Linked DNA regions of Homo sapiens: regions 1 and 2 are each linked to region 3. The links are chromatin contacts, found by Hi-C or POLR2A ChIA-PET in ENCODE. All regions are on one chromosome and are shown on one strand. Each heading gives the region's core, a stretch centred on a gene start or an enhancer-like site at or near the end of the contact. The rest is flanking DNA. Distances are from core to core; before and after follow the strand shown.

Evidence for each region. A loop is a pair of places that touch in the nucleus more often than their neighbours do. ChIA-PET counts read pairs that join two places held with the same protein, here RNA polymerase II (POLR2A). Pooled maps may share reads with other maps.
Region 1: a map of GM12878 shows a loop between it and region 3 (4-fold over the local background). The contact joins the enhancer-like site here to the promoter of MAP1LC3B2 in region 3. A Hi-C loop is called at or near these places in 1 of 168 maps with a recorded cell type or tissue (GM12878), 1 of 37 single-sample maps with no recorded cell type and 8 of 50 pooled maps. POLR2A ChIA-PET finds 5 or more read pairs at or near these places in 5 of 52 experiments (A549, AG04450, GM10248 and 2 more).
Region 2: a map of naive thymus-derived CD4-positive, alpha-beta T cell shows a loop between it and region 3 (10-fold over the local background). The contact joins the enhancer-like site here to the promoter of MAP1LC3B2 in region 3. A Hi-C loop is called at or near these places in 3 of 168 maps with a recorded cell type or tissue (B cell, GM12878 and naive thymus-derived CD4-positive, alpha-beta T cell), 35 of 37 single-sample maps with no recorded cell type and 16 of 50 pooled maps. POLR2A ChIA-PET finds 5 or more read pairs at or near these places in 7 of 52 experiments (B cell, CD4-positive, alpha-beta T cell, CD8-positive, alpha-beta T cell and 4 more).

What each region holds. Positions count from the first base shown.
Region 1 is chr12:116,695,057-116,699,328 of GRCh38, reverse strand. LINC03088 (long intergenic non-protein coding RNA 3088) reads right to left here. Exons shown (of 2, transcript XR_007063473.1): 2 at 1,150-1,474. Among named protein-coding and RNA genes, the nearest start is that of LINC03088, 36 kb to the right of the region's middle. Within about 2 kb of position 1,353, at least 4 of the 41 ENCODE cell types and tissues checked have a DNase peak (open chromatin) inside an H3K27ac peak, as active enhancers do.
Region 2 is chr12:116,322,849-116,327,132 of GRCh38, reverse strand. No RefSeq gene overlaps it. Among named protein-coding and RNA genes, the nearest start is that of MED13L, 47 kb to the right of the region's middle. RefSeq lists enhancers at 1,628-1,687, 1,758-1,837, 2,897-3,106. Within about 2 kb of position 1,737, at least 6 of the 41 ENCODE cell types and tissues checked have a DNase peak (open chromatin) inside an H3K27ac peak, as active enhancers do; they include B cell, CD8-positive, alpha-beta T cell and GM12878, where a contact is called at or near this core.
Region 3 is chr12:116,557,950-116,561,779 of GRCh38, reverse strand. MAP1LC3B2 (microtubule associated protein 1 light chain 3 beta 2) reads right to left here and starts at 2,399. Exons shown (of 2, transcript NM_001085481.3): 1 at 2,347-2,399. RefSeq lists a silencer at 22-316 and enhancers at 22-316, 1,806-1,905, 1,946-1,995, 2,216-2,555, 2,395-2,904.

The DNA of each region.
Region 1 (4,272 bases), core at 104-2,603, 140 kb before region 3:
TATTGGGTTTTGACATTGTCAAATTATCTTCTATACTGAGAGATTAAATTCAAATTCCCTTTCCTTGAATAACCTTTCTAATGGGCCGGGCATGGTGGCTCATGCCTGTAATCCCTGCACTTCGGGAGGCCGAGATGGGAGGATTGCTTGAGGCCAGGAGTTCATGATAAGCCTGGTTAACATAGAGAGGCCCTATCTCTATCTAAAGAAAAAAAATCCTTTCTACTGACCAGAGACACTTCTTTGGAGACCTTCATTTGGGGCCTAGACACTTAATAACAGTAATGACACCATGGGAAAAGAGCTGTCCAATCAACAACTGGGAATGGGGTAGTTTGGCCTGCAGAGCGGGAAAATCATAGGCAGATGCAACAGACCGCTGAATGCAGAGGTCTGCAAACTGTTTTCATAAAGGGCCAGACAGTAAAAATATTTCCAGCTTTCTAGGCCTTATACTTTCTCTAGCAGTCACTTAACCCTGCTGTTTTAGCTTGAGAGTAGCCAGAAACAATATGTAAACCAATGAGCATGGCTGTATTCCAATAAAACTTTAAAGAAAGGTCAAGGGCTGGATTTAGCCCTTGGGCCATAGTTTGCCAACCCCTGGCTTAGCAGACCAGCCTCAATTGCTCAAACTCCTTTCCCTGTGTTGTTCTTTATTTTAGAGGCTAAGTGCTAGAAAAGCTGGAATCTTCTTCTAAATGCTCCTAAATGCAGGTTGCAGAAAAACCATGAAAGGCCACCTTCAGAGAAGGACATTGACCAAGTAGAAGCAACAGGAATTTGGATTTCTATCCGTACAACAGATGCTCAGAAATGACAATTGTATGCTCTTCCCATTGTCCCTCAATGGAAGGCTGGGTGTTTTAATTAGCTAATGTTGGCAAATTGCTTTGAAGAAAATTGTAAAATGTTTCATCCTACAAGTGCCAAGAGTCTTAATTAGCTTTCCTTAAAGATACCACCTGGAAATGTGATATTGTGTTGCTTGAGGTCCAAGCGTGCAAGAATAACCTGCAGATGAAAAACCGGTTTTTAAGCAAACATCACCGAATAAATGGATCTCTGCATCGACGTCACATTTTCTTCCTCCGGCTGAATCTGATTCCCAGCAGCTGGGGTATTAAACCCCACAAATGGAGGTTGTGGTGGTGGTGGTGGTGGTTTTATTCTGCGAGAGCCTGGTGACAACGGGGGCATGAAACAAATTAACCCATCTATTTGTTGCCGCCGCCGTTGCCTTTAGGATTTTTAGCCTGTGCACTGGAGGCCCGGCTCTGGCGTGTCAAGGTTACAGAGAAGAGGAGGCTGGCAGCCACTCAATCATACAGCAGGGCTGGCTCTCAGATAACCCGGTCGGGGAGAGATGTGTGCATGCTCTGTCGCTCTTAACAGCTGGATAATGAATTTGCACTCCAACACTCTTGTTTCTTGTGGTGGCAGCCACGACAGCAGCAGCATCTGATCTGTGTCACTGTCAGAAGCAAGTGAGATGTAGTTAATATGGACCTTAGCCACTGAGATGCATTGATTTGGAATCTCTGGCCTCTGACAAAGTCCCCGCTAAGTTGGTGGGGCCAGGCCCCGTGTGAGAGGAGGTGGCAGGGTTTAGGGGGAATCAGGGGTCAGGATTCCTCAGTCTTGGCACTAGTGACATTCGGGGCTGGGTGACTGTGGTGGGGGCTGTCCTGGGCACTGCAGGACGTTCAGCAGCATCCCTGACCTCTCCACCCCCTAGATGCCGGTAGGAGCCAGCATCCCCAGCTATGACAACCCCGAATGTCTCCAGACATGGCCTAGTCTCCAGTGTCCTCTGGGGGGCACAATCGCCACTAGTTGAGAGCCACTGGCTTAGGGTTAGAAGCAGGGCTTGGAGTCCCTTTTGTCAAGGACACACCTGGAGCAGGGACCTCATGGAAAGTCAGCTCCAAGGTGGCTCTTGATTTCTGTCTCGCACCCTCAACTAATCCCTCAGCAAATCCCTTCTAGAAGCTACAGCCTGGATGGCGCAGTCTTTTTTTTTTTTTTTTTTTTTTTTTTGAGACAGAGTCTTGCTCTGTCATCCAGGCTGGAATGCAGTGGCATGATCTCGGCTCCCTGCTCCCTCCACCTCCCGGGTTCAAGTGATTCTCCTGCCTCAGCCTCCTGAGCAGCTGGGATTACAGGCACCTGCCACCACGCCCAGCTAATTTTTGTATTTTTAGTAGAGACAGGGTTTCAGAATGTTGGCCAGGCTGGTCTCGATCTCCTGACCTCAAGTGATTCGCCCGCCTTGGCCTCCCAAAGTGCTGGGATTACAGGCGTGAGCCATTGCGCCCGGTCCTGGATGACACATTCTGATCCAGACCACACCTTACCACCCTGGGGCTCCTCTTCCCCTTCCAGCCCCTACATTTCTTGCCTAGGTGACCCAGCATCCTCCCACCTAGTCCCCAGCTCCTCTCGGCTCCTCCTAGGCTGTTCTCCTTGCAGCAGCCAAAGGAACCCTTTGGAAGCTTAAGTGAGAGCATCTCTGGCCCTGCTGGGACCCCCAGGCTCCATCACACTTAGGCTGAAACCCCCAGATCTCTCCCTCGAGGCGTGCATGCTCCCACCTGCAGTGAGGGCGCCTCCTCCAACCCCATCCCCTCTGCCTGAGACCTTCCGTCCACAGACATCCTTCATCTGCTCTGGGTCCTTGCTCAAGTGTCCCTCACCGGAGGCCTTCCCTGACCCCTGCCTTGAACAGCAGTCCTCTGTCTTCCCTAGCCCAGGAGTTATCAGCCTGGGCACCAGTGACATTTAGGTCTGGATAATTCTTTGTTGCGGGGGCTGCCCTGTGTGTTGAAGGGTGTTTAGCAGCCCCCCTGGCCCCTACATTCCAGCACCTCCCTCCCCAGATGATGACAACCAAAAGTATCTCTAGACATTTCGAGATGTTCCCTGGGGGGCAACATCGCCCTGATTGAAAACCACTGCTCTATTCCTCCCGCTTTCGTTTCCCTCACGGCACTCTCTGATATCCTGATATCCTCCCGGTTTGGTTGTTTGCTTGTCTTGCTCCCTGGAATGCAAGCTTTGCAAAAGCAGGGACTTAGGTTTGATTCTTGCTCTATCTCCAGGGCTTGAACTAGAGCTTGGCACATTGTAGGTGCTCAATAAATGTGTTGTGTTGAAGGCATGAACTTCGTACTTTTGAACAACCAGGGGAGGTGATGGGGTCATGGAGTTGGGGCAAGACTGGCCTACAGAATGTGCTTTGCTGGTTATAGATGTCTGCTTTCTGCGAGTTCTTACAAATACAGAGAAAATTTCAGGAAACCTCCAGGAAACCTCATCCAGGAACTGCTCTAAGAAATGCTCTGGGGCTGGACACAGTGGCTTACGCCTGTAATCCCAGCACTTTGAGAAGCCGAGGCGGGTAGATCACTTGAGGTCAGGGGTTCAAGACCAGTCTGGCCAAAATGGGGAAACCCCATTTCTACTAAAAATATAAAATATTAGCCAGGCATGGTGGTGTGTGCCTATAATCCCAGGTACTCGGGAGGCTGAGGCAGGAGAATCACTTGAACCCGGGAGGCGTAGGTTGCAGTGAGCTGAGATCGAGCCACTGCACTCCAGCCTCCAGCCTGGGCAACAGAGAGAGACTCTGTCCCGCCCCCACCACCCCCCCCCCAAAAAAAAAAGAAAGAAAGAAAGAAAGAAAGAAGGAAATGCTTTGGGCACAGGTCTGGGGCAGAGCCCAGCAAGCAGTGTTTTTAACAGGTGCCCGGATGTGTCTGCAGCTCACACTTGGAGAAACACTAGCCTCTGTTAGGAGTTAACTGTCCCTTGGGTGCAAGCATTTGCAAACGGAAGGATAGGGTGGTCAGGAGATTCAGAGAACATTCTAACTTTTGTTTGTGGATGCATTGATGATTTCCTCTGTGGCTAGAGATGGCACCTGGAATCTGGTTATGTAGCAATTTTTCCGCCTTTCCTTTCTTCTCTTCTCTCAGCATGGCTAAGACACCCAAATGGTCAGCTGTGGTTCAGTGCCGAGTCCTACTGACCCAGGCACGTGCATTGGTGTTCCAGGCGAGCTGGGCATGCACAACCGCGTCTTCCTCCTGCCAGCCCTGCTGTTTTAGCTCTTCGGCACTTGCCTGCTATCTCTGCTCTCTGTAGTCAGGGTGCAGTCCCGAAAGGTTTAGTGATTAGGAGAAACTTACTTCCAATTGAGGTTCTTCCAACAGCTCTGTGACGTCGGGCAAATTACTTAACATCTCTCAAACTCAGTTTGCTGATCTATAA
Region 2 (4,284 bases), core at 488-2,987, 230 kb after region 3:
GCATGAGCCACCATGCCCGGCCGCAGTATGACCATTTTAACAATATTGATTATCCCTGAGCATGAAATATTTTTCCATTTGTTTGTGTCATCTCTGATTTCTTCAAGCAGTGTTTTATAATTTTCATGGTAGAGATCTTTCACCTTGCTGGTTAGCTGTATTCCTAGATATTTTATTCTTTTCGTGGCTATTGGGAATGGGATTGTGTTCATGATTTGGCTCTCAGCTTGGACGTTGTTGGTGTACAGAAATGATACTGATTTTTGTACATTGATTTTGTATCTTGAAACTTTGTTCAATCAGTCTTTTTTTTGGTTCAGGAAAATAATTTTGAATGACTGTTCATGATTAAATCAAACAGATTTGTTTTCCACTAGTAAACTGTAGTTCACCATTATTGAGTGCATGCTGTGCATATTTTCTATTGAAAAGCGCTCCAGCTTGGCATCAAATGGGCTCTAGCATTTATTAGCCTCAGGGTCTCCTCTGAAAAATGGGCAGGAATAGCACCTACCTGATAGTGTCAATGTAAGGATTCAGTAGGGTGGCTCGGCACCACAGGAAGTATTCAATATGGGCAATAATCACCATTGTCCTTGCAGAAGAAGCCTGGGCAGGAGAGAGATTTTTCTGTGCTGAAAAGACCTTTGTGACTGCTCTGAGCTCTTCAGGGAGACCAGTGGTGTCCAATTTAAAAGAGGGCTTATGGCCGGGTGCAGTGGTTCATGCCTGTAATCCCAGCACTTTGGGAGGCAAAGGCCGGTGGATCACTTGAAGTTAGGAGTTCAAGACCATCCTGACCAACATGGTGAAAGCCTGTCTCTACTAAAAATACAAAAATTAGCCAGGCATGGTGGCATATGCCTGTAATCCCAGCTACTTGGGAGGCTGAGGCATGAGAATTGCTTAAAACTAGGAAGTGGAGGTTGCAGTAAGCCGAGATGGTGCCATTGCACCCCAGCCTGGGCAACAGAGTGAGACTCCATCTCAAACACACACACACACACACACACACACACACACCCCAATAAAAGAGAGGTTAGATTGTCATGTCAGCACGTAAGGCAAAAATGAATGGGGTCAAATTACCCTTGAAAATTCTCTTCCCATAAAGTAGGGTGTATATGATATTGTTTATAACACATTCAGGTTAGAGAACCACTGAGTCAGACCACTGAAGGGAGTGAAAGATATGTTTACCTACAGCTGCCTGGGCATTGCAACCATTCTGTCTCTAAGGAAGTGAGTCTCAAGTAGGGGCAATTTTTGTCCCCTGGAGGACATTTGACAATGTCTTGAGACATTTTGATTGTCATTCCTAGAGCAAGGTATGCTGTTGGCGTCTAGTAGGTAGAGGCCAGCAATGCTGCTCAACATCGTGCAGTGTACAGGACAGCCCCCAAGAACAAATATCCAACCTGAATGCCAGTAGTGCTAAGGTTGAAAAGCTCTGCCTTACTATCAAGCCACACTTAGGAATGAGGGATGGGTAGAGTCTGCTAGGATGTTTCTGTTTGTCCTGGGGTTTAATTAGATGCCATATATAAAAGCCCTTAGCACAGGGCCTGGCACACAGTAGGTGCTTAATAAACATCTAATGGGTTTGAGGTTAAAGCTTGCTTGATGGGGCCTACTACATACACTCTGTTTTTGAAATGTGGTGGAGAAGAACTCACCACCTGCTTCCTGTCTTTCCAAGCAAAGCACTTTCTGTTTCACCCTGTTCACCAGTGATCGTTCTCATGGTGGCATCTTACATGAGAGGCTCTGAAGCCAGAACCAAAATCAGGTGTGATTCTACTGTATCACTAGTACCAAAACTTTCTTGTTTGTTTGTTTTTTGTTTTGTTTTTTAAGAGAAGGGTCTCACATCTGTCGCCCAGGCTGGAGTGCAGTGGTGTGATATTATGACTCACTGCAGTCTCAAACTCCTGGGCTCAAGAGATCCTCCTGTCTTAGCCTCCCAAGTGGCTAGGACTACAGGTACATGCCACTACACTCCACTAATTTTTTTTTAATTTTTGTAGAGATAAGTCTCGCTATGTTGCCCAGGCTGCTCTCTAACTCCTGGCTTCAAGTGATCCTCCAACCTTGGCTTCCCAAAGTGCTAGGATTACAGGTGTGAGCCACCATGCCCAGCCCTAGCGCAGAAACTTTCTAATTTGGATTCAAAACTAACAACTGTTCAGCTCTATATGGACAATCTTCTCTTGCACCACATGATTTCTGCAAAAGGAACTGTCACAAACAGAAACTCTACTTCCTCCTAACAGGCTGGATCTGAAATGGGAGTTCATGAGTCCAAGGCAAGGGAGTTGGAGGCTCGTTGGCCTGCATAGCCTAGAAAACTCTCAAGGCCCACAAAAGCAAGAAAATTGCTTTTAAATGAAAGAAAGATTTCCATTTCACTTCAACCCCTAATGCCTCACATAACTCTAACATCATTCCTGGTCCAACTGAAATATTTGAATCCAAATAGTCCTTAAGTCATTTGGACCCTATTCAAATGTGAATTCATCTCTTTAATCACTCTTCCTCTTATTTTTGAAATAAAGACTAATATTGAAAGTTAAGAGTCTATTTGTTAATTTTTTTTATTTAAGATTTTTTAATATAGGTTTGGTCACCATTGCTTTCTTCCCCATCATTCCTTTCTCATCATTGTCTTGAAGTTCCTAAACTTGTCTTTTTCTATTTTTAAAATTTCCCTTCATTTAAGTATTGTGGACAGCAGGCAGACTGAATAATGATGAATATGATTAATGTTCAGACTTAATAAGTCTTATGAAAAGACCTTTTTGTTCCAAGGGAAGGGATGTGATGTTTTGGCAGCATATAGTGTCACAGTGACAGAGTCAAATGTAGAGTAACCCAATGAAGGGACATAGCATGTCTTAGCCATACTTACCCTGAGAGGGAGTCACACATATAACAGCCTATTTAGATATGTCCAGAGAAGGGAAGGGATTTTCCCACAATGGCGTCTTTCTGTTTCACATCTGTCTTGGGAGCTTTCGTGAATTGAAATGCTGACTTGGTGTATCTGTATGAAATGGAGTGAGACACATTATCCTCAGAAGCACAGCACCTTCTCCTTGAAGTTCTCCTTCTACTAGAACAGCTATGATAGAAGAGAAGACTATACCAGGATCCAGGAATGGCAAATACACAGACCATCCACCACTCTCCATGGCCCTCCTCATGGCGGACATTACCAGTCAATCACAGCACCGTTCCCCTCCCCACATAGAGAACCCAGACTTGGAGTCACAATATTTGCCCAGAACCATTCAGGCAGTCACTGACAAGATGATGTCAGGGTAAGCATGCAAAATAGAAATGATTTTTAACCTCTATTAGGTAAAGAAGGATATACGTAGAAGAGCACGGAAAGGTTGTCACCACCGTATTCTTTTCCAGAAACCTTTTCAGTGCTCCAAATCTCACTCAACTGCCCTGAGTAATTGAGAGCTCAGCCTGCTCATTGGCGCAAAGGTTTAGAAGAGAAGAGGGAGAAGTTGGCTTTGCTTTCTACATGGCAATTTGGTTTGAAAACTTGCCTCAGAGTTACTGAGTGTGTGGAAACATATACATTGAGTGAATTCACCTTTTTTTTTTTTTTTTTTTTTTGAGATGGGGGATGGCTTTAGCTCTGTTGCCCAGGCTGGAGTGCAGTGGCACAATCTCGGCTCCCTGTAACCTCCACCTGCCAGGTTCAAGCGATCTTCCCACCTCAACCTCCCAAGTAGCTGGGACTACAGGCACGCACCACCACGCCCAGATAATTTTTGTATTTTTTGTAGAGACGGGGTTTTGCTGTGTTGCTCAGGCTGGTCTCAAATTTCTGAGCTCAAGTGACTCACCTACCTTGGCCTCCCAAAGTGCTAGAATTACAGGTGTGAGCCACCATGCTTGGTTTAATCGTATTTTTTAATACAGTCTGAATCCATAGTTTTAAGCAAAATGTAGATCTTATTTATATGTAATTTTCCTCTTGAAATCATATAAGATACTCCCCTAAATAAAACAAATCAAAAACCCTGTGACTACTGTTTTTCCTCCTTGAATTTCCAGTGTTATTACTATAGGGATTTTTTTTTTCCAGATAAGTCCCTAGTACCACTTTATCCATGAGGCCTCAGTCTGAGGTGGAGCTTTAAAAACAATCTAGAACTAAAATCAATTTTACCATTTTATAATTTGCTCAGTAAGATGGGGGGGAAAAGTATATGATTTTCAAGTACTTTCTACATTCTTGACTAAAAACGGCAGTTTTTTTTTTTT
Region 3 (3,830 bases), core at 1,150-3,649:
AATTATCTCCATTGGACAGATGAGGAGACAGAGGCCCAGGGAGGGTAAATACCTTACCCCAGGCCACACAGCTAGTAAGGGGCAGAACCAGGATCCAGCTGCCTCAGTGAATGGCTAATGGCTGCTGGTTAATGAGGTCACACTCCTGGCCTGTGGCCAAGACTTATCTACAACCAGGGACCCTCGACTCCTCCCTTAGTCTCGGGAGTCCTCAAGGCCCCATCCTGCTTCCTGATCGTTATGAAGTCTGGGGAAAGGGAAACTCGGTGTCCACGCAAACAAGATGCTGTGAATGTTTTCAGCCCAGACAAGGGGAAGGAGATGGCCAGGGGAGGACCTGGTAAACAGAAGCCTGGGGTGGCTCTGTTAGTTTCTTATGAGTGCCCTAATATCCTTGGTTTGTAGCTGCAAAACTCCAATCCTCACTTCCAAGTTCCTCTGGGACTTCCTCTCTGTGTGTCTAATCTACCCATCTACCTCTGCCACACTTTTTTTTTTTTATTTTGAGACAGGGTCTCACTTGGTCACCCAGGCTGGAGTACAGTGGTGCCATCATAGCTCACTGCAGCCTCGAACTTCTGGGCTCAAGAGATCCTCCTGTCTCAGCCTCACAAGTAGCTGGGACCACAGGCACACACCACTGTCCCCCACAGCTTTTTTTCTGAGATGGAGTCGTGCTCTGTTGCCCAAGCTGGAGTACAGTGGCACAATCTCAGCTCACTGCAACCTCTGCTTCCCGGATTCAAGTGATTCTTGTGTCTCAGCCTCCCAAGTAGCGGGGACTACAGGCATACACTACCATGCCCAGCTAATTTTTGTAGTTTTAGTAGAGATGGGGTTAAGCCATATTGGGCAAGCTGGTCTTGAACTCCTGGCCTCAAGTGACCTGCCCACCTTGGACTCCCAAGGTGCTGGGATTAGAGGTGTAAGCCACTATGCCCAGCCTTTTTTTTTTTTTAAACTATTTGTAGAAACAGGGTCTCCCTATGTTGCCCAAGCTGGATCTGCCTTCCTTTTATAAGGATACCTGTCATTGGATTTGAGGTCCACCCAGGTAGTCTAGGATGATTCAATCTTGAGATCCTAAAATTAATTTACACCTGCAAAGATCCTTTCTCCATTAAGGTCACATTCACAGGTGCTGCAGCACATTAGACTGTGGACATATCTTTTCTTTTTTTGGTGGAGGTGTGACTGGGGAGACACTATTAAACCCACTACAGTGTAAAAGTAGGCCAGATGTGATGGTTCACACCTGTAATCCCAAGACTTTGGGAGGCCGAGGTGGGCGGATCACTTGAGGTCAGGAGTTCGAGACCAGCCTGGCCAACATGGCGAAACCTCGTCTCTACTAAAAATACAAAAATTAGCTGGGCGTGGTGGCGCACCTGTAATCCCAGCTAGTCGGAAGGCTGAGGCAGGAGAATCACTTGAACCCAGGAGGCAGAGGTTGCAGCGAGCCGAGAGCGCGCCACTGCATTCCAGCCTGGGCGACAGAGGAAGACTCTATCTAAATATATATATATACATATACATACATATATATATATATATATATATATATATATATATATATATATATATATATATAGCCAAACTTAGCTTTATTTCAGAGCCGTTGCTGGGCCTGGGAGTGGAGAGAGATCAGGAGAGCGCCACCAGCTTGGATCGGTTAGTGAGCTGCGGTGGTTTTTGTTTTTGTTTTTTTTTTCTTGACAGTGTCTCCTATTGTTTTGTATTTCTCTTTTGTTTTGAGGTTTTCTGCCATCTTTTCTGGAAGGTGCATGATGCTCAGCTCTGTGGTTATTTTTGCCCAACAGCTGTGTTTCCGGTGAGCGGCTGTGGGATTCTTCTGACTCAGCAAAACTGGAGCAGTAACCGTCAAGAAGCCATTCAAGCAAGGCTAGAAATAAAGAAGCTGTTTCTTCACCGTCCCCTCCTCCTCCTCTCACTTCCCTCCCCATGGGTACCTTTTGAAAGTCTCACAAAGCACTTTGAAAAAACTACTTGGACCAGTATGCTGGAGGGTTGACTGAAGGTGGCCCCTCCGCTGGGCTTTAAGCAAACAGATAAATTCTGGAAAGGACTCTGCCCTGCCAGCCTGGCTGTGGCCTTCGGAAGGCCCCTCCCAACATGCCCCCACCCGCCGATCACATGGACTGTGTCTTACAAGTTTCCCACAGGTCTGACTAGTGAAAGCAGAGGCTGTGGGGACTTTTGTGGTTTTTCTAGGGTGTGGCCCCACTTTGCCTTCACCAGGCCTGAGTATCTATGCCGTGCAGCTTGCCTGCTTCTCAAAGGTCATGATTTCCACCCTGGGGCTGGGAGGCAGCTACATATTCCTACCCGCTGGCACAGGATCTGGCCCTGCACTCCCGAGAGGTGGCTGCGAGCCTTGCGGAGGCAGAGAGAGAACAAAATGGAAAGGAATCTTCCTCCCGGAGAGCCATCTTCTGTGCATGCCGGTGCCTGCAAAAGACAGGCGAGGCGAGACAGCTGCACCTCGGGCCTCGTCGCTGTTGCTGAGAAAGAAAGGAACAAATAAATTTAGCTCCATCCTACGCATCCTTTGCAGCTGCTGATTGACCAAACAGAAAGAGGCCTCTATTTCAACCCTGGCTTCTCAGCTTTTTGCCTGATGGGGTCTGCTATCGCCCTTTACAAGGGACTTTTGAAGGAGGAAACGGGCCGTGGCCTTATTTAGCGCCTGGCCGGCTGGAGGCTGCACAGACAGGAGTTCAAGTTTAGGGTGTCTCTTCTTGCCCATCCCAAAGCAAAATGGTGGCCCGGAAACGTTTCCAAATGGGCTTCGGCTCCTGGAATTTCCAATGTATTTATTTGGAAGCCAGAACATGGTGGGTGGAGAGATGTGTAACTGTGCCGAGGCCAGCCTATAGCTCCCGAAGCCATTAGTTTAATAGCACCATTTGTGGAAATAAAGAACTCGCTGACTGGGCTTGAAGGTAAAAGACTGGAACGAAGCACTGAGGGGGTTTCGTGGGGCTCACTAGCGTGGAGAGGTCCCTGCGGGATGGGGGACAAGCTGTGTGGACTTTGAGTCAGATAGACTTGGGTTCCAGTCCTAGCTCTATCACCTAAAGGCACGTTGTCTCTGGACAAAGAGAGCCTTTGCTCTGTGATATGTAAGTGAAATGCTAGCTGTGACACTGAACCTCTCTGAGCCTCAGTTCCTTATCTGTAAAACAGCAATGATGACACGAGGTCGTCACAAGGATTAAATGACAAAGAATACTGAACCTACATAGCCCAGCTCTTGCTGTGCCATGATGGTGTAGAGTGGCCCCTGTTTGACCTGCCCAGGCCCATTCTCCAAAGAAGCTGTACAGGTGAGGTGGCTCACCCCTGTAATCCCAGTACTTTGGGAGGCCGAGAAGGGAGGATCACTTGAGCCCAGGAGTTTGAGGCCAGCCTGGGCAACATAGAGAGACCCCATCTCTGCAAAAAAATAAAAAAAATTAGCTGGGTGTGGCGGTGCACGCCTGTGGTCCCAGCTACACAGGAGGCTAAGGTGGGAGGATCCCTTGAGCCCAAGAGGTCCAGGCTGCAGCCTGGGTGACAGAGCAAGACCCTGTCTCTAAAAAAAAAAAAAAAAAAAAAAAATAGAAGGTGTTTCTTCCCCAATCCTCTCCTTTCATTTCCCTCCCCGTGAGTACTATTTGGAAGTCTCACACGGCACTTTTTAAAAACCACTTTAAGTCCGGGTGCAGTGGCTCATGCCTGTAATCCCAGTACTTTGGGAGGCCAGGGTGGGTGGATTACTTGAGATCAGGAGTTCAAAACCAGCCTGGCCAACATGGTGAAGCCTCATC